Linked DNA regions of Mus musculus: all the other regions are linked to region 1. A link is a loop called in an ENCODE intact Hi-C map of the cell type or tissue named here. Cell type or tissue: left cerebral cortex. All regions are shown on one strand. Each heading gives the region's core, and the rest is flanking DNA. Links, peaks and the distances in the headings are about the cores only. Region 1 holds the start of Gm26901 (a long non-coding RNA gene). Region 2 has its middle 140 kb from the start of Gm26901. Region 3 has its middle 150 kb from the start of Gm26901.

What was found. Hi-C counts contacts between places; a loop is a spot of excess contacts. Peaks named below come from ENCODE experiments on the same cell type or tissue, not always from the same donor. Only the 100,000 strongest peaks of a DNase experiment are listed, where the experiment ranks them.
Region 2: it touches region 1 in a loop (5-fold over the local background); 3 of 42 quality-filtered maps call a loop at or near these places.
Region 3: it touches region 1 in a loop (4-fold over the local background); 3 of 42 quality-filtered maps call a loop at or near these places.

The regions. Positions count from the first base shown.
Region 1 is chr1:7,394,229-7,401,440 of GRCm38, reverse strand. Gm26901 (a long non-coding RNA gene) reads left to right here and starts at 3,345. Exons shown (of 3, transcript XR_865172.2): 1 at 3,345-3,723. In left cerebral cortex, for the core only: CTCF peaks have their summits at 3,067 (motif pointing left), 3,964, 4,199 and 4,400; DNase peaks (open chromatin) are centred at 3,459, 3,731, 3,990, 4,368 and 1 more place; H3K4me3 peaks cover 1,796 bases; H3K27ac peaks cover 1,095 bases.
Region 2 is chr1:7,530,431-7,537,642 of GRCm38, reverse strand. No RefSeq gene overlaps it. Among named protein-coding and RNA genes, the nearest start is that of Gm26901, 140 kb to the right of the region's middle. In left cerebral cortex, for the core only: no CTCF peak of the experiment used is centred there; DNase peaks (open chromatin) are centred at 2,254 and 3,319.
Region 3 is chr1:7,539,718-7,546,929 of GRCm38, reverse strand. No RefSeq gene overlaps it. Among named protein-coding and RNA genes, the nearest start is that of Gm26901, 150 kb to the right of the region's middle. In left cerebral cortex, for the core only: a CTCF peak has its summit at 3,266; DNase peaks (open chromatin) are centred at 1,505 and 3,310.

The sequences.
Region 1 (7,212 bases), core at 833-5,832:
TTAGGTTAAGAGTCTTCAGGAAGACCTGCGTTTGGATCCCAGCACCCATGCTTGCCCTGTGGCTCACAACTGCAAATGACTCCAAATCCAGGACATTCAATGCCTCTGGCCTATTTGGTCACCTGCATTAGGGTGCATGCACGCACACCACACACACACACACACACACACACACACACACTACCCAGCCAGTAAAATGGTTGGCACAGGAGCAGAAGGACCTGGATTCAGATCTCCATCACCCATGTAAAAACTCAGGCATGGTGGCCCATATCTACATCCTAGAGCTAGGGAGGTGAAGACAGGAGAGCCCTGGATCTCACTGGCCAGATAGTTTAACTGATCTGGAGAACTCCAGGGTCATTGAGAGACTCTGTTTCCAGCAAACAACATACCCCACAACCCTCTAAAAGCCAGCAAAACAAACAAACAAACAAACAAACAAATGCAAAATAAAAACAAACACAGGCAGAGTACAATGGGGGCAAGCACTCAATGTCAACCTTTGGACTCCAATCACATGATACACATGTCAGTCACTCAGGTTATCAATACTAAGCACCCAATAAATGTCCCTTCAATTAATGAAAAAATACAAGCACTTCATACTTTTTGACCATATTGGCAACATCTACAATTTTTTTCCCTGTTAATGTTGGAATTGTATTACTATCCAATTCATTATGGAAGTTCTGATGACATCACTGTGACTGACATCCACAGTGCACTTGCTCAAGAGGCTACATTTCTGGTTAACCTACTTTATGTTTCAACACTCTTCAGAGTGATTAATTATTCTATTTGTTTCTCCCATCTAGGAATGGGGGCATTTAAAACCCACATGACACTTTATAATGCATGAAATGCCAGATATGATGGTGGTATTGAAAGGCAGATGCAAGATAGAGGTTTTTAAATCAATCTGTCAGATCAAAGGGAAGTATATTCTTCAACTGATATTACCCTTAAAAGCCACAAAAAGTACCAAATTTAATGATGAGAACAAATTAACTGAACCTTCATCAGTCCATCAGTAAAACAATGATCTGAGGATAAGAAAAAAAATTGAATCCACCACAGAAGACAGTGGATTTGGGGTGCTGAGAGGGATGATCAGAAGTTTTCCTTTGAATTTTTAAGTGACTCGTGTGTGTTTGTGTGTGTGTGTGTGTGTGTGTGTGTGTGTGTGTGTGTTGTATACATGTGCGGCTGGAGAGATGCCTCAGAGGATAAGAGCATGTAGTGAACTTCTAGAAGATCTAAGATAGATTCCTAGAATCCATGTCACAAGGCTCATAACCACCTTTAACTGCATTTCTAGGGAATATGAAAATCTCTGACCTCTCTACATGCACCTACACTCACATGTGTATAGCCACACAAAGACAAGCACATGTACACATGATTAAAAATAACTGAATAAATAAATAAATAAATAAATAAATACAGATTTGGGAGCAGCGACAGTATTTTCCCAAGAGGGATGACTCTAACCATTGCATATTCTTTGCTGTTACAGCTTATCCATCTTGGCTCCTGTCCTTACTGTGTGGCTTCACAGTTTTAACAATGACTCCATCCAAAGGTCTCCCCTTCCTCATGTTTCTAAATTTCCCAGTGCCAGAATTATCTGCTTGTTTCTTGGTTTGGGTCTGGTGGACAGGATGATCAACATTAAGTGTATCTGTAAGTCTCAACTGCCTACTCTGGGGTTCTATACCCAAGCCTGACTCCCCCATGGCTTATGCAGCCATGGACTGGATAGATTATGTGTGCCCTCTATATAATACCTATGATAAAACTTAATTTACAAATTAGGCACTAGCAATCAGCCACAACTACTACAAATAAAATAGAACAAATGTATGAATTATGTTGGGAATTTTCCATTCAATAGTTTCTGTCCACAGATAACTGTGGGTAACAAAGGGCATAGAGAACAAAGACATGAACAGGGGTGACTACTTGTATAGCAAAGTCCTGTTCCACAAGCTGGGTGACTACTTAGTCTGTGAGCCAGGCTAAGGCCTAAAATGCCCTGCTCTGATTAATAAATCCCTTGGAAGTTCTGAATATGCTGTGCAGCCAGCGTGTCTGATCTGTCTGTGCTCTCTGATAGAATAATTCTTGATTCTGGCAGTCCATTGAGTTAAAGTGGGGTCAACAGCCTGTTTAGAAAGAAGCACAATGTTTTACATCATTAAGGCTGGGAAATAGCCACAGACATTGAGTGGTTTTCTTTCTAGTCTAGTTCCTATGAAGACAAGATGTCAGCGACCCAAGGATGGCACCCTTAGTAATTTATTAAACCAATGCAAAGAAGGATGCTTTTTCCCGTTTGCATTCTTTCGTTCAGTATTTCTGGAGCCCCAGTACAGGACGGGTTCACGTGTGTCTCCGATGTGTTTTTTTTTTATTATAAGATTTATTAATCTATCTCGCGTCTATGTGAGGTCACTAAATCTGCACAGGGTGTGAGCCTGCGTGGAGTCTCTGGGAATTGAGTGACAGGACCTCTGAGTGCTCCGGCCCCGCCCCAGACATTTAGAGTTTTTTTTTTTTTTTTTTTTTTGGGGGGGAGGGTCAGGGTTTTGCTGCTTTTTTTTTTTTTTTTTTTAAGAGTAGTGTTTAGTGCTCTTGAGTATTTTTATTTAAAATGCTAGGGTTTTATTTGGGGGGTTTAAGAGTGTTAGGGTCGCCAGGCAGGGGTGGCACACGCCTTTCATCCCAGCAGCGCTTGGGAAGAGGCAGAGGCAGTGGATCTCTGAGTTCGAGGCCAGCCTGGGCTACAGAGTGAGCTCCCACACGATAAGCACACGAGACTTTTTAATTTTATATAAAAATCACGGCCGCCCGCCCGTGTCTCTGCAGACGCGGATTTCTCCGGGGGTGGGGGGGCGGTTTCAGTCTCTGGGGGCCCCAGGTGGCCCGGCGAGTGGACGTCATCCTTCCCTGGGGGTCGCAGTCCCCCACCCACGGCGGGCAGGCGGGCGGGCAGGAAGGCGGGTGGGCAGCTCACCGCCATCTGTGAGGGGAGCCGAGGCGCCCTCTGCTGGCCTGTGGGTGTCATGGCGGTGGCAGGGCGCGCCCTTCCGTTTCCCAGGACCCCCACGAGTGGGCGGGGAGGGCGTCAGCTAAGACCAGAGTGGGGTCTCACCTGAGTGAGCATGAGGCGGGGGCGGGGCCTGGGGCGGCTGCAGGCATCAGCGGCGGCACCGCCCCCTCGGGGTGATTGACACGATGGAAGGGGAAGCCGGGCCCCGCCCACCGCGCGGCGTGGACCTGAAGCCTCTGTATTCCTTTATAGAGGGAAAAAAAGCCTCAGACACTGCCTCTTGTCAGACATGGACGGTGGGTGTGTGTGGGGGAGGGGGGGGGGAAGAAATCCAGCCTTCCATTGGAAGGCGCGGCTGTCAGTCACAGCCGGGCGGGCGGGACTTCTGGCGCTATTCCCTGCTCCTGGAAATAGCAAGTGGGGAAGCTTCCTGATTGAAAGCCGCTGCCGTCAATCACGACCGAGCGGGCGGGACTTCCTGCCACAGACTGGAACTCTCACGTGGCGCGGGTGCACAGAACTGAGCCTTCCGTTTTCCCGCCTCTACCACCCGAAAACTGCCCGGCAAGGGTCTCTCCGCCTTTGTGAGCGCCGCTGTCCCGGGGACCGCGGATTGGAAGCAGGAAGTCACTGGCCGCGGACAGAATCTCTCTCTCCTTCCATCTCAGGTCAGTGCAGGTGCGGGCACGCCCCTGCCTCAGCCCCTAGGCATGCTGGGAGTTGTAGTTCTGTCCCAGTTTTGGGTTCTCTGAGCCCCGCTCCCCTCTTTTTTCTCTAAGACTGGGTTGTTATTTTTTTCTAATTACTTTTTATTTTTAATTTTTGAATGTTTAAATTTTATTTATTTATTTATTCATCTATTTATTTCTTTATTGAATTTAATTTTGTTTTTTCCCATAGTTGGTGTCTCTGGGCTTAACCCTGAGACAGATGCTCTGGCGCGCCACCCGGTGGCGACAGGTTATCACTGCAACACTCCCCTTTTGTGTGTGTGTGTGTGTGTGTGTGTGTGTGTGTGTGTGTGTTTGTTTTCGAGACAAGGTTTCTCTCGCCCCTTTGTGTGTGTTTGTGTGTTTGTTTTCGAGACAAGGTTTCTCTGTGTAGCCCTGGCTGTCCTGGAACTCACTCTGTAGACCAGGCTGGCCTTTAAGTCAGAAATCCACCTGTCTCTGCTTCCCCAGTGCTGGGATTAAAGGCGTCCGCCACTACCACCTGCCTGGTTTTGGTTTTTTTGTTTGTTTGTTTGGTTTTTGTTTGTTTGTTTGGTTTTTCCCCAAGACTTGGTTTCTCTGGATTTAACCCTGAGACAGTTGCTCTCGCACGCCACCCGGTGGCGACAGGTTGTCACTGCAATGCTCCCGCTCGCTTTTTGTTTGCTTTTTGTTTTGTTTTGTTTTTTGTTTTTTTTTTGAGGCTGGGTTTCTCTGTGTAGCCCTGGAACTCACTCTGTACTCTAGGCTGGCCTCGAACTCAGATCCCACAGTTAAGAGACTTTTAATTGTAAAGACTTTGGATTTTAAAAGATATTGGATATTTTTAAAGGATTGAACTTTTAATATGTAAAGACTGGGACTTTTAAGAACTAAGGGTTGAGGCTTACTAGTGATGTGTTTGTGTGTCAAGTTGACAAGGGGTCAATTGTACTGGCTGGTTGTGTGTCAACTTGACACAGCTGGAGTTACCACAGAGAAAGGAGCTTCAGTTGAGGAAATGCCTCCATGAGATCCAGCTGTAAGGCATTTTCTCAATTAGTGATCAAGGGGGAAAGGCCCCTTGTGGGTGGGACCATATCTGGGCTGGTAATCTTGGTTCTATAAGAGAGCAGGCTGAGCAAGCCAGGGGAAGCAAGCCAGTAAAGAACATCCCTCCATGGCCTCTGCATCAGCTCCTGCTCCCTGACCTGCTTGAGTTCCAGTCCTGACTTCCTTGGTGATGAACAGCAGTGTGGAAATGTAAGCTGAATAAACCCTTTCCTCTCCAACCTGCTTCTTGGTCATGATGTTTGTGCAGGAATAGAAAATGGAAAACAGGGTGTTAGGGGTCAGCGGACACCAAGCGAGACAGAGTATATAAGGATGTGATAACAGTAAGGAGCGTAATATATAACATGATAATAATATATGGTATAAACATATGCTTTTATGACAATTTTTCATATTTAAAATAATAAAAGCAATAATAATAATATTTTAAATTTTAAGTTCAAATTTATATTTTCCTGGATGTATGCATCCGCAGTCTGGAGTTTGTACTTCTGAATACTTTTTTAAAAGTTTTTTATATAATAAAAGTGATCTGTAACGTGTGATAATAATATGTAGTGTATGTAACCCATTGGACAGTATATTACAATATAATAGCAGAAAAGTAATATGTAATATGTAGTATAATATACATAATATATAGTATATAATAAAATATATATTTTAAAATGATATATAATATAATATATCTAATATATAATAAAATAATTTTATACAAGATAAGTCCAAGCAAGGCCCACTGCAGAGCACAGTGGGCGGTTCCCAACACCCGGTGCCTCAGGCTCCATGCTCTGTACCACTCAGGCAGGTTTGCCTACCACAAAACCATACTCACACTGAGAAACAACAAAAACAGGAAGAAAATCCTGATGTCACGGCCACTTCCAGTTACGATATGGTCACTTCTGGTCTTGCTGTAGTCACTTCCTGTGATGACACGGTCACTTCTGGTCCCTTCTGGTCACAGTGTGGCCGCTTCATGTGACAACATGGTCACTTCCAATCAGGGTATAGTCACTTCCTGTCACCGTGAAGCTACTTCCTGTCCCCGTATTCTCACATCTGGTCACAGTATGGTCACATCCCATCATGGTGGAGTCACTTCCTGCATCTTAATTATGTCTATGGAATATAACGTATGTTTTATTTGTAAATATTTGTCTTTTTAAATTTATCAGTTTTTATACAAACCTTTAAATTTACACATATATTCACATATGTTCACTTATATATTGAAATTTGTATATATATATTTATCAATATTAATATACATATCGCATATATGTAAATGTAATATATTACAGATATAATGTAAATAATATAAATAGTTTAAGTATATATTTATGTTTATATACATAACAATATATATAATTATATATGACATATATTAAAATATTTATATATGTATTATATGTTTCATTTATATACATTTTATATTTATAAATATTATATAAATATTTATATATGAAATATACATATATTTCATATACTATAAATATGTATATTTACAATTAATAAAATTAAAATATATAAAATATGTATAAATGTATACACATATACATACATTATATATGAGCTTGGTACCTGCCATGTCAGTGTCCTGTGCATATATATGATGTAATGTATACATTATATATGATGTGATGTATACATTATATATGGTGTAATGTAAAAGTATACACATACATGTATATCTGTATATATGTTTAGGTATACACATATATATGCATATATATGTCTATGTACATATGTATATGCATGTATGCATATGTTATATATGTATGTATATATATAAATATATGTATACATGGCTATGTATATACATATATAAGCATATGTATATATAGGTATAGGTATACCTGTGTGTATATATATACATATATATATACACAATATATAATGTGAGTATATGTATGTATAGGTATATGTTATAAACATACTTATATATTTATATGTAACTATATAAAAATGTATGTATATGTATATATATTTTTATATGTATAGTTATATGTATATAAATGTATATACACAGGTATATATATGTATATATATATAGGTATAGGTATATATGTATATGTATATGTGTTTGTATATATATTAATATGTGTATACATATGTATATATATTTATATGTGTATATATATATGTATAAGTATATATGACTGGAATCCCATATCACACAATCTTGACTTTCGTGAACAGCAAGGAACTGGAGTCGCATTGATTACTGATTGGTAACCTGAGCACCACCCGGATCAATACCGACATGGACCCACTGTGCGCACGTCCCTTACAGAGATACAGACAACACTCAAAGTTTGCAATGGTAGGAAAGTGAACAGACCAGCAGAGTTCATTGCTTTTCACAGGTCCTCCAAGGTCTGTTGGAAAACA
Region 2 (7,212 bases), core at 1,072-6,071, 140 kb before region 1:
ATTTGTTGAAGATGCTGTCTTCTTTCCACTGGATGGTTTTAGCTCCTTTGTCAAAGATCAAGTGACCATAAGTATGTGAGTTCATTTTGAAATGCTTTAAAGGATAACAGAGAACTTCTGAAATTGGCAACTACTTCTGTTGAAGAACAGGCAGCTATTGATAGGGGTTAGTCAAGAGATTCCCAAAATCTTAGAATCATATGTAGGATTGAAAAGAATTTAAAAAGACACTTCCAACTTATCTAAAATATCGCAGAGAAAGATATTGCCTAGAGTAAACAATAGAGAATATTCTTGAGTTTCATGTGTTTTGGAAATTGTATCTTGTATCTTGAGTATCCTAAGTTTCTGGGCTAATATCCTCTTATCAGTGAGTACATATCATGTGAGTTCTTTTGTGATTGGGTTACCTAACTCAGAATGATATCCTCCAGGTCCATCCATTTGCCTAGGAATTTCATAAATTCATTCATTTTCATAGCTGAGTAGTACTCCATTGTGTAAATGTACCACATTTTCTGTATCCATTCCTCTTCCCTTCTTAGAATTGGGAACAAAACACCCATGGAAGGAGTTACAGAGACAAAGTTTGGATCTGAGTTGAAAAGATGGACCATCTAGAGAGTGCTACACCAGGGTATCCGTCACATAATCAGCCTCCAAACGCTGACACCTTTGCATACTCCAGCAAGATTTTGCTGAAAGGAGCCTGATATAGCTGTCTCTTGTGAGGCTTTGCCAGTGCCTGGCAAACACAGAAGTGGATGCTCACAGTCAGCTATTGGATGGAACACAGGGCTCCCAATGGAGTAGTTAGAGAAAGTATCCAAGGAGCTAAAGGAGTCTGCAATCCCATAGGCGGAACAATATGAACTAACCAGTATCCCGAAGCTCGTGTCTCTAGCTGCATATGTAACAGAAGATGGCCTAGTTGGCCATCACTGGGAAGAGAGGCCCCTTGGTCTTGCAAACTTTATATGCCCTAGTACAGGGGAACGCCAGGGCCAAGAAATGGGAGTGGGTGGGTAGGGGAGTGGGGGATATGGGGGACTTTTGGGATAGCATTTGAAATGTAAATGAAGAAAATACCTAATAAACAAAAAAATTTTAAAAATCAAACTATGTTTATGTGAGAAATTTGAAATATAAAGCTGAAATGTATCCTCAAAAAAAGAAAAAAAAGAAAAAAACAAACAATAGAGAATATTAAATCACCACTTTCTTTTTTTTTTTAAATTAGGTATCTTCCTCATTTACATTTCCAATGCTATCCCAAAAGTCCCCATACCCTCCACTTTCTTACCAAATGAATCTCAAACTTATCACTCAGCCATTGAAATAAGGGCTAAATAATGTAAGACCAAAATTATTTTTAGAACTGTGATTAACAGTAGGCTCTTCTTATGGTTGGGAAAGAACATTAAAAAAAAAAAAAAAAAAAAAAAAAAAAAAAAAAAAAAAAAAAAAAAGGGTAGCCTCCTCAAGACTATAGCACTCTACTTTCCAGGACCTTTGGCTTCCAGACAAGGTGATACCTGTAAATAAGACAAAGAGAAGGTTGCATCCTGATAAATGATGCTATGGGTTTACCCAAATCTTTTAACGGCCTAATGTTCCTAGCTTTAAATAATTAACCCATTATATTCTATCTAGTCTGAATATGTTTATAATATAATCAATGATAGAAAGTCAAACAAATCTTAAATAAATTAAAATTAAGTATTTCTGACCCTGTGGTATCTGATTTTAAGGCAGATTGTAAACCAGTATAAGAAGCGCTAGTAATGATAAACTAAGATGAAATACCAGTAAGTTCATGTAAATATCAAAAAACATCATAATAATAAATTTAACCTTCTTTGGTTAAGTCAGTTTCATTGTGATACATTTTATATATAATGTTAACCTATCAATGTTTAAGTGTAAATTCATTATGATCAGATTATCCATATATGTCATTATAAGTAACAATAATATGCAATGTTCTCATGATCTTGAATAGTGCTTTTACAACATTCACAGTCAACTCTCTCCCCAGCTTTGAACTCAGGATACCACAGAGCAGCCCTCTGTTACAATAATTTTGTCATCTCTGTAGTTTACACAAATGTGATCCAACAGCATGGAAAATAGCTTTTCTGGCTCCTTTTGTTAAGCAAAGTATATAAAACTCATCCATGCTAGCAGCTGTCTGAATTTCATTCCCATTGATTGCTGAACACTATCCCACCACATAAGCATGTCCCAGCTCTTTGTCCATTCAGCAGTTGGTGACTAAGCTTGGCTGTAGCCAGTTAGCAATTACTGTGCATAGAATTGCTATAATTATTTTAGGAGTAGTCTTTGTGTGAAAGTACATTTTTATTTTTGGAAGGTGAAATCTCTAAAAGTAGAGCTGTTCTTCTCTATTATGTTTAACTTTAAAAAGACAAGCCAAAAAATTTTCAAATGGATGATGCCGTTTGAATTTTAAAGAAAAAAAAATTTACAAGAGGCCTAGTTACTCTGGTCAGTATTTTCCTTAACACACGACCTGTTCAGTCTCTTTAGAATAAGTTGTTCGAGGATGTTCATGTTGGTATGTCAACATGGGCAACATTGTCCTCTAGCCCTAGCCAGTAACCAGTACTATGAACAAACAAGAAATAGAGGAGTGAAGAGCTCAACTGCATCCCACTGGCATGTGCCTTCAAGAACAAGTATCAAAACATAAGACCTGTGGTGGTTCCTCCAATTTAAACTACCACATTCTACTCCCTGGCCTCCATAGGCTCATAAAATAATAATAATAATAATAATAATAATAATAATAATAATAATAATAATAATAATAATAAAAATAATAATAATAATAACCATTTAGTCCAACTCCATAAGTCCCCGTAGTCTTTCAGTCTCAACACATAAAATTCAAGTCTTTTCTGAGTCTCGAGACAATCGGTAATCTCCCGTAAAATCAAAAATCAAAAAATCAAATCATGCACATTCAACATACACACACAGAATATATATTACCATTCCTAAAGGATATGATATCCCTGAGGACTGGCTTTTATTTAGTATCAGAAGGCACCAAACAAGCTTCCAAAGGAGGGAGTCATGTAAACACCCTACCTAGCTATAATGCTGTGCAGAATAGTTTTATGGCAATTTGATACAACTTGTCATCTGAAAGAAGTGAACCTCAATTGAAAATATGCCTTCAAAAACGTGCGCTGTAGGCAGGCAAACAGAGCATTTTCTTAACCAGAGATGAGATGAGAACCCAGCCCATTTTAGGTGGTGCCACCCCTGGTTAGGTAATCCTGAGTTCTATAAGAAAGAAGAATGAGCAAAACAAGAGGAGCAAGCCAGTAATGTAAACTTCTTCCTGTCCTCTGCATCAGTGTCTGCCTCCAGATTCCCACCTGGTTTGAATGCTGCCTTGGATTCCCACAATCAACTAAGACTTGGGATGTGTAAACCAAATAAACCCTTTTTTTTCTCCAAATTGCTTTTCCTCATGGAGTTTCATCATGGCAATAGTAGTCCTGACTTAAACAAACACTTATGAATCATATCAGTGACCAACATCGCATAACCCTAAGGGAGCAGTAGTGTTGCACACACTTTGGCAAAGAACAAAAGTAATCCAATTAGACTTGAAACTACTTAATAATAGAAATGACCAGTTTCTGTCCATGCCCCTGAGGTGACCCTGTGCTACAGCTCTCCATACCCAAAACCCTCCAGGAGAGAGCTGGTCTCCCAGGTGTGTTGACAAACCTATGAGAACAGGTAAGACCTACACTTCTGCTCAAATTCTGCCCCAAGAGGGGCCCAACCAGAGCCATCAGGACACAGGAACCTAGGAAAAGCTGGGAACAGGTTCCTTCCAGTTTCTGTTTGCTCCTGGAGCTGACCCTGTGCCACATCTATCCATACCCAAATTCCTTCCAGATAGAACTGGTCTCCCAGGAGTGTTGACCTGGAGGCTTACAGGAGGGAAAAGCCACAGTCAGAGACAGCAAGGCCAGCTAACACCTCAGATAAAGAGAGGCAAGGGCAAGAACAAACAGAAACCAAGGTTAATTGCCATCATCAGAACCCAGTTATCCCACTACAGCAAACCCTAGATACCCAAACACATTTGGGATTTAAAATCACTTCTCATGGTGATAATAGAGGACTTTAGGAAAGACATAAATAATTCCCTTAAAGAAATACAGTAGAACACAGGTAAACAGGCCAAAGTCTTTAAAGAGGAAACACAAAAATCCCTTTAAAAATTATAGGAAAACACAAACAAAAAGGTGAAGGAATTGAACAAAACCACCCATGATCTAAAAATGGAAATAGAAGCAATAAAGAAATCACAAAGGGAGACAACCCTGGACATAGAAAACCTAGGAAAGAGATCAGGAGTCTTAGATCCAAGCATCACCAACAGAATACAAGAAATAGAAGCCAGGCATAGTGGCGCACTCCATTAATCCCAAAACTCAGGAGGCAGAGGCAGGCAGATTTCTAAGTTCACGGCCAGCCTGGTCTACAAAGTGAGTTCCAGGACAGCCAGGGCTCTACAGAGAAACCCTGTCTCGAAAAAAAACAAAAAACAAGCAAAACAAAAACAAAAACAAAAACAAAGAAGAAAGAGAGAGAGAGAGAGAAGAGAGAATCTCAGGGGCAGAAGATACCATAGAAAACATTGACATAACAGTCAAAGAAAATGCAAATGCAAAAAGCTCCTAACCTAAAACATTCAGGAAATCCAGGACACAATGAGAACAAACCTAAGGATAATAGATATACAAGAGAGCAAAGATTCCCAACAGTTAATATCTTGAACAAAATTATAGAAGAAGACTTCCCTAACCTAAAGAAAAAGATGCCCATAAACATACAAGAAGCCTACAGAACTCCAAACAAATTGTACCAGAAAAGGTATTCCTCTTGTCACATAATAGTCAAAACACTAAATGCACAAAACAAAGAAAGAATAGTAAAAGCAGTAAGGGAAAAACTCAAGTAACATATAAAGGCAGACCTATCAGAATTACACCTGACTTATCAATAGAGACTATGAAAGCTCAAAGACTGGACAGATGTCATACAGACCCTAAGAGAACACAAATACCAGCCCAGGCTGCTATACACAGCAAAACTCTCAATTACCAAAGATGGATAAACCAAGGTATTCCATGACAAAACAAAATTTCCACAATAACTCTCCACAAATATAGCTCTACAAAGGATAAGTTGAGACCATATCCAGAGACTAGGCAACAATGATTTCATGAAACTCGCAGTCAAATGGATGGATGTAGAAAATATTATCCTCAGTGAGGTAACTCAGTTACAAAAGAACACACAAGGAATGTATTCACTGATAAGTTGATATTAGGCAAAGAGTGTGGACTACCCACGGTACAACTCACAGACCACATGAAGCTCAAAAGGAAGGAAGACCAAATAGTGGATGCTTCAGTTCTCCTTAGAAGGGGGATGAAAATAATCAAGGGTTAGAACAACTTTGGAGGAAGACAGGAGGGAAAAAAAAAGAACAGAATCTGGTATTGGAGTGGAGGAGATGTAAACAGGATTAGAAAACTGAACAGAGATGTGTAGCAATGGGGGATGGGGAATTGGGGGTAGCAAACAGAAAGTCCAGACGCCAGGAAATCAAGAACCTCCCACGACCCTACAGGGATAACATTAGCTGAAATACCCCAGAAACGGGAGAGGGAACATGTTGAGACCATATCCAGAGATTAGGCATGGCCCCATGATTGAGTGATGAGGCTACCCACCCATCTCCAAAAATTTAACCCAAAATTGCTCCTGTCTAAAGGAAATACAGGGACAAAGAGTGGAGCAGAGACTGAAGAAAAGGCCATCCAGAGACTGCCATACCTGGGGATCCTTCTCACATGCAGACACCAAACCCAGACACTGATGCTGAAGTCAAGAAGTGCTTGACAGGAGCCTGATACAGCTGTTTCCTGAGAGGCTCTGCCAGATCCTGACCAATACAGATGTGGAGGCTGGCAGTCAACCATCAGACTGAGCACAGGGACCTCAATGCATGAGTTAGGGGAAGGACTGAAAGATCTGAAGGGGCTTTATCTGGTATGAATGGGAGGAGAGGCCCTTGTTCCTATGAAGGCTTGATGCCCCAGTGTAGAGAAATGCTAAGGCAGTGAGGTGGGAGTGGATAGGTGGGTGTGGGAGCACCCTCATAGAAGCAGGGTAAGGGGGAATGGGATAGAGGGGTTCCAGAGGGGAAACCGGGACAGGGGATAACATTTGAAATGTAAACAAATAAAATATCCAATTTTAAAAAATTAGGGAAACCATACCTACTACTGAAAACCTAGACAACTACTCAGTGTTAATGAAGTTGATGCCTACCTAGAAATGAAATAAAATTTCTGCTATTGTATTTGGTGCTTTTTGTTTAATGTACATTCACTGAATTTATAAAAATGTACATAAACACAAAAGAAAAATCAATATTTTTATTAATACTACAAACTGTAAAATGATAACAGGCTAACAGTAGTTGATAGATAAAAAAACTTTCTACCTAGTTTCCTTTTTGTATTAACTGAAAAGAACTACATTTCCATAAAAAAGGATACATGGAGGCATAGTCAGAGAATATTAGACGAAAGTAAGTTGAAAAGCTAGTAGGGTGAATTCTAGATTCTGTAGCTCCGTATCTAATGTTAAAAGATTTTGATGGTTCTTCCCTTCAGATTTGTTGCCTACAATACACTTCTATTTCTTGGGCTGGTTATACTCCTTCTGTGTACTTTTTATGAGGGCTAACATTGTGTTTTTAAGTTTAAATTACTGTGCTTAAGAGATCTATAAAACCAAAATGCCTCTAACCTGTAAGTCCCACTTGACCAAAGACAGATAAGTTCCTGGAATGCTGGGGACTGTTGTTGATATAAGATTTTTAAAAATCTGTTTTCACTTCTACAAAAAAGCTTTGTTGCCCCAATGACACAGGTGTGTTTGATCAAACATAGGCAGGAGGTACATATAGGAAGAAGTTATACCTGGATATATGCTTGTTCTTGATTGGACAAAGATGGGAAGCACATAACCTTCTGGTTGTTGCCTTTATAAGCCACTGACTATGGTAATTTGGTGCCATACTCTTGAAATTTATGCCTAGGCCTTGTCAGCGCCCACCTTCCTAGACAGTATTTAATAAAATTTGCT
Region 3 (7,212 bases), core at 708-5,707, 150 kb before region 1:
AAAGTGGTTTTTGTTCTCAATTTCCTTCTTTACAGATCTGTGTAAATTTAAAAACAAACAAGCAAACAAACAAAAACCATCCACAACTGGGACTTTGATTAATGGTGATTCTAACAGATTGTTTTACTTAGTTTCTCAGTTTATCTTCATAAAATATCAAAGCCACACCTCTCCCACATCTTTTGAAGACTCTGCTTGCATCCCAGGATTCTTCTATTCTGCTGGAGTTTCTTCTTGTGGTTTTAATATCAGCTTCTTTGGCATGCTAAGTGGATATTAGGAAAAAACTCATAATGCCCACGATACAACTCACAGACCATATGAAGCTCAAGAATAAAGAAGACCAAAATGTGGATGCTTCAGTGCTTCTTAGAAGGGGGAACGAAATAATCAAGGGAGGTAGAGGAAGGGAGGAACTTGGGAGGGATAGAGAAGAAAGAGGGGAAAGGAAAGACAGAATCAGGTGTGAAAGGGGATGAGGGAAGATGTACAGAGGGTCAGGAAATTGAACAGAAGTGTGTAGCAGTGGGCGATGGGGATCTGGGATTAGCAACCAGAAAGTCCCAGATTCCAGGAAAACAAGAGGCTCCCAGGACCCAACAGGGATGACATTACCTGAAGTACCCAACAAAGGGTGAGAGAACCTATAGAGAATATATCCAGTGATTAGGTCTCTGGATGAGGGATGGGGCCACCCACTCATCTCAAAAATTTTAACCCAAAATTGCTCCTGTCTAAAGAAATTACAGGACAAAGAATGGAGCAGAGACTGAAGCACAGGCCATGGTGGTACTATACTTTCACTGTTTGGCCTTTTCTTTTTTTTCTGGGTGGTTTTGATATTGGTGACTAACAGCTTTTACAACCTGAAGATGCTGCCTGTGCAGCCAAGTCACTTGACATCTAAAAACCTGGGCACTAACTTTGTTCTGTTTGTCTTATGATTTTGAGAAACTTAGTTAATTAGTAACTTTTGATAGATAAAAATAGTTGTATTAACCCCAGACAAAATTTAATGGAAAAGTTAAGCTACATGAAGTCCAAAGCCCACTGAAGCTCCATTAACCACATACATAAAAATGGAAGCTGACATCCAGGAATCTCAGTTGCCATCTGTTTTTCACATTTATTTCAGTGGTCAAATGTCTCCAAGTGTCCTGCCTATGAATGTTAAGACGGTTGGCTCTGCTTCCACCATTCTGTAAAATGAGGCCTCTCAGGCCAAGAGGAAGACTTGAACAACCACAAACTTTTAATTAGGCAAGGTTGATTAGAGAAATATGTTTTATTTTCAACTCACTGAAGAACATCAAACAATCCCCTGTTGTCTGAGAGATAGAAATGTTGCTGAAAAGGGAAAATATAAGATTGCTTACAGAGAACAATGAGGGAAAACAGGTAAGCTTCATATCTGAAGTCCATAAGCCCAAAAGCATAATACATTTTCAATGCTTAAAGTAGCATAGGCATTGGCTGCCATGCAGTGTATGCATATGTTGTGTGACTCCTCCAAGAGCAGCTGCTGCTGACATGGGTGTGTCCTCTCAGTTCTCATAACTTCTGGTCATAACTGGAACTCAGCAGTTTATGTGTTGCATATAACCATATTATTTCAGTTTAGAAAAGACTCTCCCTTACAATGAACTTTATTTTACTCTTCTGAAATGCAGTATTTTCTTGTAATATAAGCTGATAAAAGCAAGGCATGTAATATGCATGAAATAAATACTATATATTATTAAAGCAGTAAAAATCCTTATCTTTTCAGAAAGGCAGATTATAGAGCTTAGATTTTTTTTTCCTAAGCTAGCTGGGATGGTACAGACCACTGGATCAATGGCTTGGCTCTTCTTTTAAAGGTTAATGTCATTAGAATATGAGTTTTCAAATGTATTGAATTTTAGAGATTTTTTTATTGATTGTGACAATTTCCAACATGAAGTCAACATGGAATCAAGGCTAGCACATAAATACATAGGATGGTTTGCTCCTGGTTGTACCATAAATTCAAAAAGATGACTCCAATTAGTTTTCATTGTGAATTCTTAGCTTTCAAAGGTAACTTTTCTTCTAGTCAATTTGATAGATGAGAAAAAATGCTGTTTTTACTTTTTGTTTGTGCCTAGTTTTCCACCCAAATAATCATCAAATTTTATTCTATTTCTTTCTATAATAGAGAAAACTTTATAGGAAAGTGCTGTTGGAAGTTTTTCACCGCAGTACTACAATGTGAAATTCTGTCCATCTAACAGCAAGTTGAGAGCAGAAACACAAGCACTCTGAACCAAGCCAGACAGAGCTACGAGTGCTGAGCCTACACCTGCCTGTTGAAATGCAGTCTGGTGGGCTGTATTTCTTCCTAAAAGAACTCAAAAGCACATCTCTAAAATAAACCAGTTCTTAGCTCCTAAAACATGTTATTTACAACAAAGGCAATTTTAACATTCTCTCCATTTATCAATTTCTTCACAATAAGAAAATACAGGAGATGTCTATGAAATCAATTCTGCATTCTGTCTCACCAGCCATGGATTCAATTGCATAATCATTGTGATTATATATATATATATATGCATTGCTCTAAGTATATGGGGTTTATGTTATGTAAGTTAACCATTGATAAAGCTGATAGTTTTTTTAAAAAATGATGTATCACTTTAAGAAAACTTCAAATAATACAGAAAAGTGCACTGAAAAACAAACAAAACAAAACAAAACACCAAAAAAACAAAAAATTCAACCACCCAGTAATTGACCCCTGTGTATCATTTCTTCACTGCCTAAATTTTGTGCTTTTCCCTATAAATTGCACACAATCAGCACTATGTATTAGACGTAATGGAACATAGCTCTTCATCATCCACAGTATGTTCTAAGTAGAAACCTTTTAAGATTCAGGAAATTAGTATCCTTCTATAAAGACCAGCCTAATACTAGCCAAAATTAACACATCAAAGACCAAAAGAGTGTTGTTAGAAATGTAGGTATTGGGGAGGGTATGGGGGACTTTTAGGATAGCATTGAAAATGTAAATGAAGAAAATACCTAATTTAAAAAAAATGTAGGTATTTGTTTACCATAAAATTTACTATGAATGCAATCTTGCTCTTTGACAAAAATAAGTCGCCAAAATATAGTTATCTAGTTCCTTTCACTATACTCTGCTCTCTGAATTCTCCCAATGAGTTTGTATTGACACCAAGTCCTGGGCTTGCTCCTTGAAACCATACTGTGGGTTAACAGCACCACCTGTAGGATAGAAAGGGCATCAGAGTGTAAGAAAGAACAGACTTGAACTGTCTCCCAGGTTCACCAAGAAACCAAATTTTGTGGTGTTTAATTTATTAATGAGAAGCTGTTCAACCGACTAATCCAACACTGTCCAACATTTCATAAAAACATATGTTAGCTTCAGTTATAGAAACATCCAGGGAGCATGTGGAGGGAAATGACCATACAGCTAAGAAAACTGACCATCTGCCAACTTCACACTAAGGCTATCTAAATGTTTCTCCATCCAGCTCCTTTTGCGTCATGTCTTTCTGTCATGACTCCTTCCTCCTGTCAGTTAAGCTCTGCATTTCCATACACATCAGGACACCCCACTTTTTACATTCTTTTTTAAACATTCTTTCCAATATAAGATAGTTAATGGCACTTGCTACTTAATTTGTCTTTGAAAATATCAATGCTAGTGGTCCCCAGGACCTCATAACTACCCTGCTCTTCACAAACATGGTTGCTGATAATTTTCTGACATATCTTTCCTTGTCAGATCTATATTTCTAGCTGACTACCAGACACCTCTACACAGGTGGGCTCTTATCTAGCCTGGCAGAAGCAGTCGCCTTCTCTAGCAGACTCTGAGACACTTAACCAGGAATTGTAGCAGATAGCCTTGGTACTGTTTGTATTTTGATGCTAATTCTGCTTCCCCAAGAGGGGTTGCCTGGGATGAGGAGTGACTCACTTACTCAGGTGACTTCATTAGGTGAACCTTCCCCTAATGAATAAAGACTTCAAGAAACCAATCACTGTGTGAGCTGGAAGGACTTTCCTGTCAGAAAGGGATGGTGGGAGAGGAGAGGAGACTTGACTGGTGAATGGAGATGGTGGAGACAAAATGTAGTTAGTGTAGGTCCCCAGTTCAGGTGGCAGATCTACTAGAATCTGCTACTGGAAGATTTGTAACTTAAAATAGCTTATAAATTAGGAAGCTAGTGGCTGTGCCCAGTGATTGTGTTACCTGTTGATTCTAAACTAAGTTTGTATGGTGTTTCTCTTCCTGCAGTGACTCAGCTGGGTTCCAGAGAGAATGGTAGGGCAGCTAGGTGGGGCATGGGTGCTTTTTTAATGTTTCACACTATAAGGAATGACACTGCTGTTCACCTGGTCAGCAATCATCTGTTCAACCTTCATGGCAGTAATTTTCTCTTTCATCAGATCCTACTTTCAAAGTCCACTGCAAATGCTCTCAGGCCCCGCTCCTTTTTTCTTTTTCTTTTTTAAATTTTTGTTAGGTATTTTCCTCATTTACATTTCCAATGCTATCCCAAAAGTCCCCCATACCCACCCATCCACTCCCCTAACCACCCACTCCCCCTTTTTGGCCCTGGCATTCCCCTGTACTGGGGCATATAAAGTTTGCAAGTCCAATGGGCCTCTCTTTCCAGTGATGGCTGACTAGGCCATCTTTTGATACATATGCAGCTACAGACAAGAGTTCCAGGTACTGGTTAGTTCATAATGTTGTTCCACCTATAGGGTTGCAGATCCCTTTAGCTCCTTGGGTACTTTCTCTAGCTCCTCCATTGGGGGCCCTGTGATCCATCCAATAGCTGACTGTGAGCATCCACTTATGTGTTTGCTAGGCCCCGGCATAGTCTCACAAGAGACAGATATATCTGGGTCCTTTCAGCAAAATCTTGCTAGTGTATGCAATGGTGTCAGCATTTGGAAGCTGATTATGGGATGGATCCCTGTATATGGCAATCACTAGATGGTCCATCCTTTCGTCACAGCTCCAAACTTTGTCTCTGTAATTCCTTCCATGGGTGTTTTGTTCCCATTTCTAAGAAGGGGTAAAGTGTCCACAATTTGGTCTTCATTCTTCTTGAGTTTCATGCGTTTAGCAAATTGTATCTTATATCTTGGGTATCCTAAGTTTCTGGGCTAATATCCACTTATCAGTGAGTACATGTTGTGTGAGTTCCTTTGTGATTGGGTTACCTCATTCAGGATGATGCCCTCCAGGTCCATCCATTTGCCTAGGAATTTCATAAATTCATTCTTTTTAATAGCTGAGTAGTACTCCATTGTGTAAATGTACCACATTTTCTGTATCCATTCCTCTGCTGAGGGGCATCTGGGTTCTTTCCAGCTTCTGGCTATTATAAATAAGGCTGCTATGAACATAGTGGAACATGTGTCCTTCTTACCAGTTGGGACATCTTCTGGATATATGCCCAGGAGGAGGTATTGCTGGATCCTCCGGTAGTACTATGTCCAATTTTCTGAGGAACCGCCAGACTGATTTCCAGAGTGGTTGTACAAGCTTGCAATCCCAACAACAATGGAGGAGTGTTCCTCTTTCTCCACATCCTCGCCAGCATCTGCTGTCATCTGAATTTTGGATCTTAGCCATTCTGACTGGTGTGAGGTGGAATCTCAGGGTTGTTTTGATTTGCATTTCCCTAATGATTAAGGATGTTGAACATTTTTTCAGGTGCTTCTCTGCCATTCGGTATTCCTCAGGTGAGAATTCTTTGTTCAGCTCTGAACCCCATTTTTTAAATAGGGTTATTTGATTTTTCTGGAGTCCACCTTCTTGAGTTCTTTATACATATTGGATATTAGTCCTCTATCCGATTTGGTATAGGTAAAGATCCTTTCCCAATCTGTTGGTGGTCTTTTTGTCTTATTGACGGTGTCTTTTGCCTTGCAGAAGCTCTGCAATTTTATGAGGTCCCATTTATCGATTCTTGATCTTACAGCACAAGCCATTGCTGTTCTATTCAGGAATTTTACCCCTGTGCCCATATCTTCAAGGCTTTTCCCTACTTTCTCCTCTATAAGTTTCGGTGTCTCTGGTTTTTATGTGGAGTTCCTTAATCCACTTAGATTTGACCTTAATACAAGGAGATAGAAATGGATCAATTCACATTCTTCTACATGATAACCGCCAGTTGTGCCAGCACCATTTGTTGAAAATGCTGTCTTTTTCCACTGGATGATTTTAATTCCTTGTCAAAGATCAAGTGACCATAGGTGTGTGGGTTCATCTCTGGGTCTTCAATTCTGTTCCATTGGTCTACTTGTCTGTCACTATACCAGTACCTTGCAGTTTTTATCACAATTGCTCTGTAGTACAGTTTTAGGTCCGGGATGGTGATTCCACCAGAGCTTCTTTTATCCTTGAGAAGAGTTTTTGCTATCCTCAGTTTTTTGTTATTCCAGATGAATCTACCGATTGCCCTTTCTAATTCGTTGAAGAATTGAGTTGAAATTTTCATGGGGATTGCATTGAATCTGTAGATTGCTTTTGGCAGGATAGCCATTTTTACTATATTGATCCTGCCAATCCATGAGCATGGGAGATCTTGTCATCTTCTGAGATCTTCTTTAATTTCTTTCTTCAGAGACTTGAAGTTCTTATCATACAGATCTTTCACTTCCTTAGTTAGAGTCACACCAAGGTATTTTATATTATTTGTGACTATTGAGAACAGTGTTGTTTCCCTAATTTCTTTCTCAGCCTGTTTATCCTTTGTGTACAGAAAGGCCATTGACTTGTTTGAGTTAATTTTATATCCAGCTACTTCACTGAAGCTGTTTATCAGACTTAGGAGTTCTCTCGTGGAATTTTTAGGGTAACTTATATATACTAAGTGGATCAAGGAACTTCACATAAAACCAGAGACACTGAAACTTATAGAGGAGAAAGTGGGGAAAAGCCTTGAAACTATGGGCACAGGGGAAAAATTCCTGAATACAACAGCAATGGCTTGTAATTAATGGCTGAAAGATCGAGAATTGACCCCATTTAAAAATGGGGCTCAGAACTGAACAAAGAATTCTCACCTGAGGAATACCGAATGGCAGAGAAGCACCTGAAAAAATGTTCAACATCCTTAATCATCAGGGAAATGCAAATCAAAACAACCCTGAGATTCCACCTCACACCAGTCAAAATGGCTAAGATCAAAAATGCAG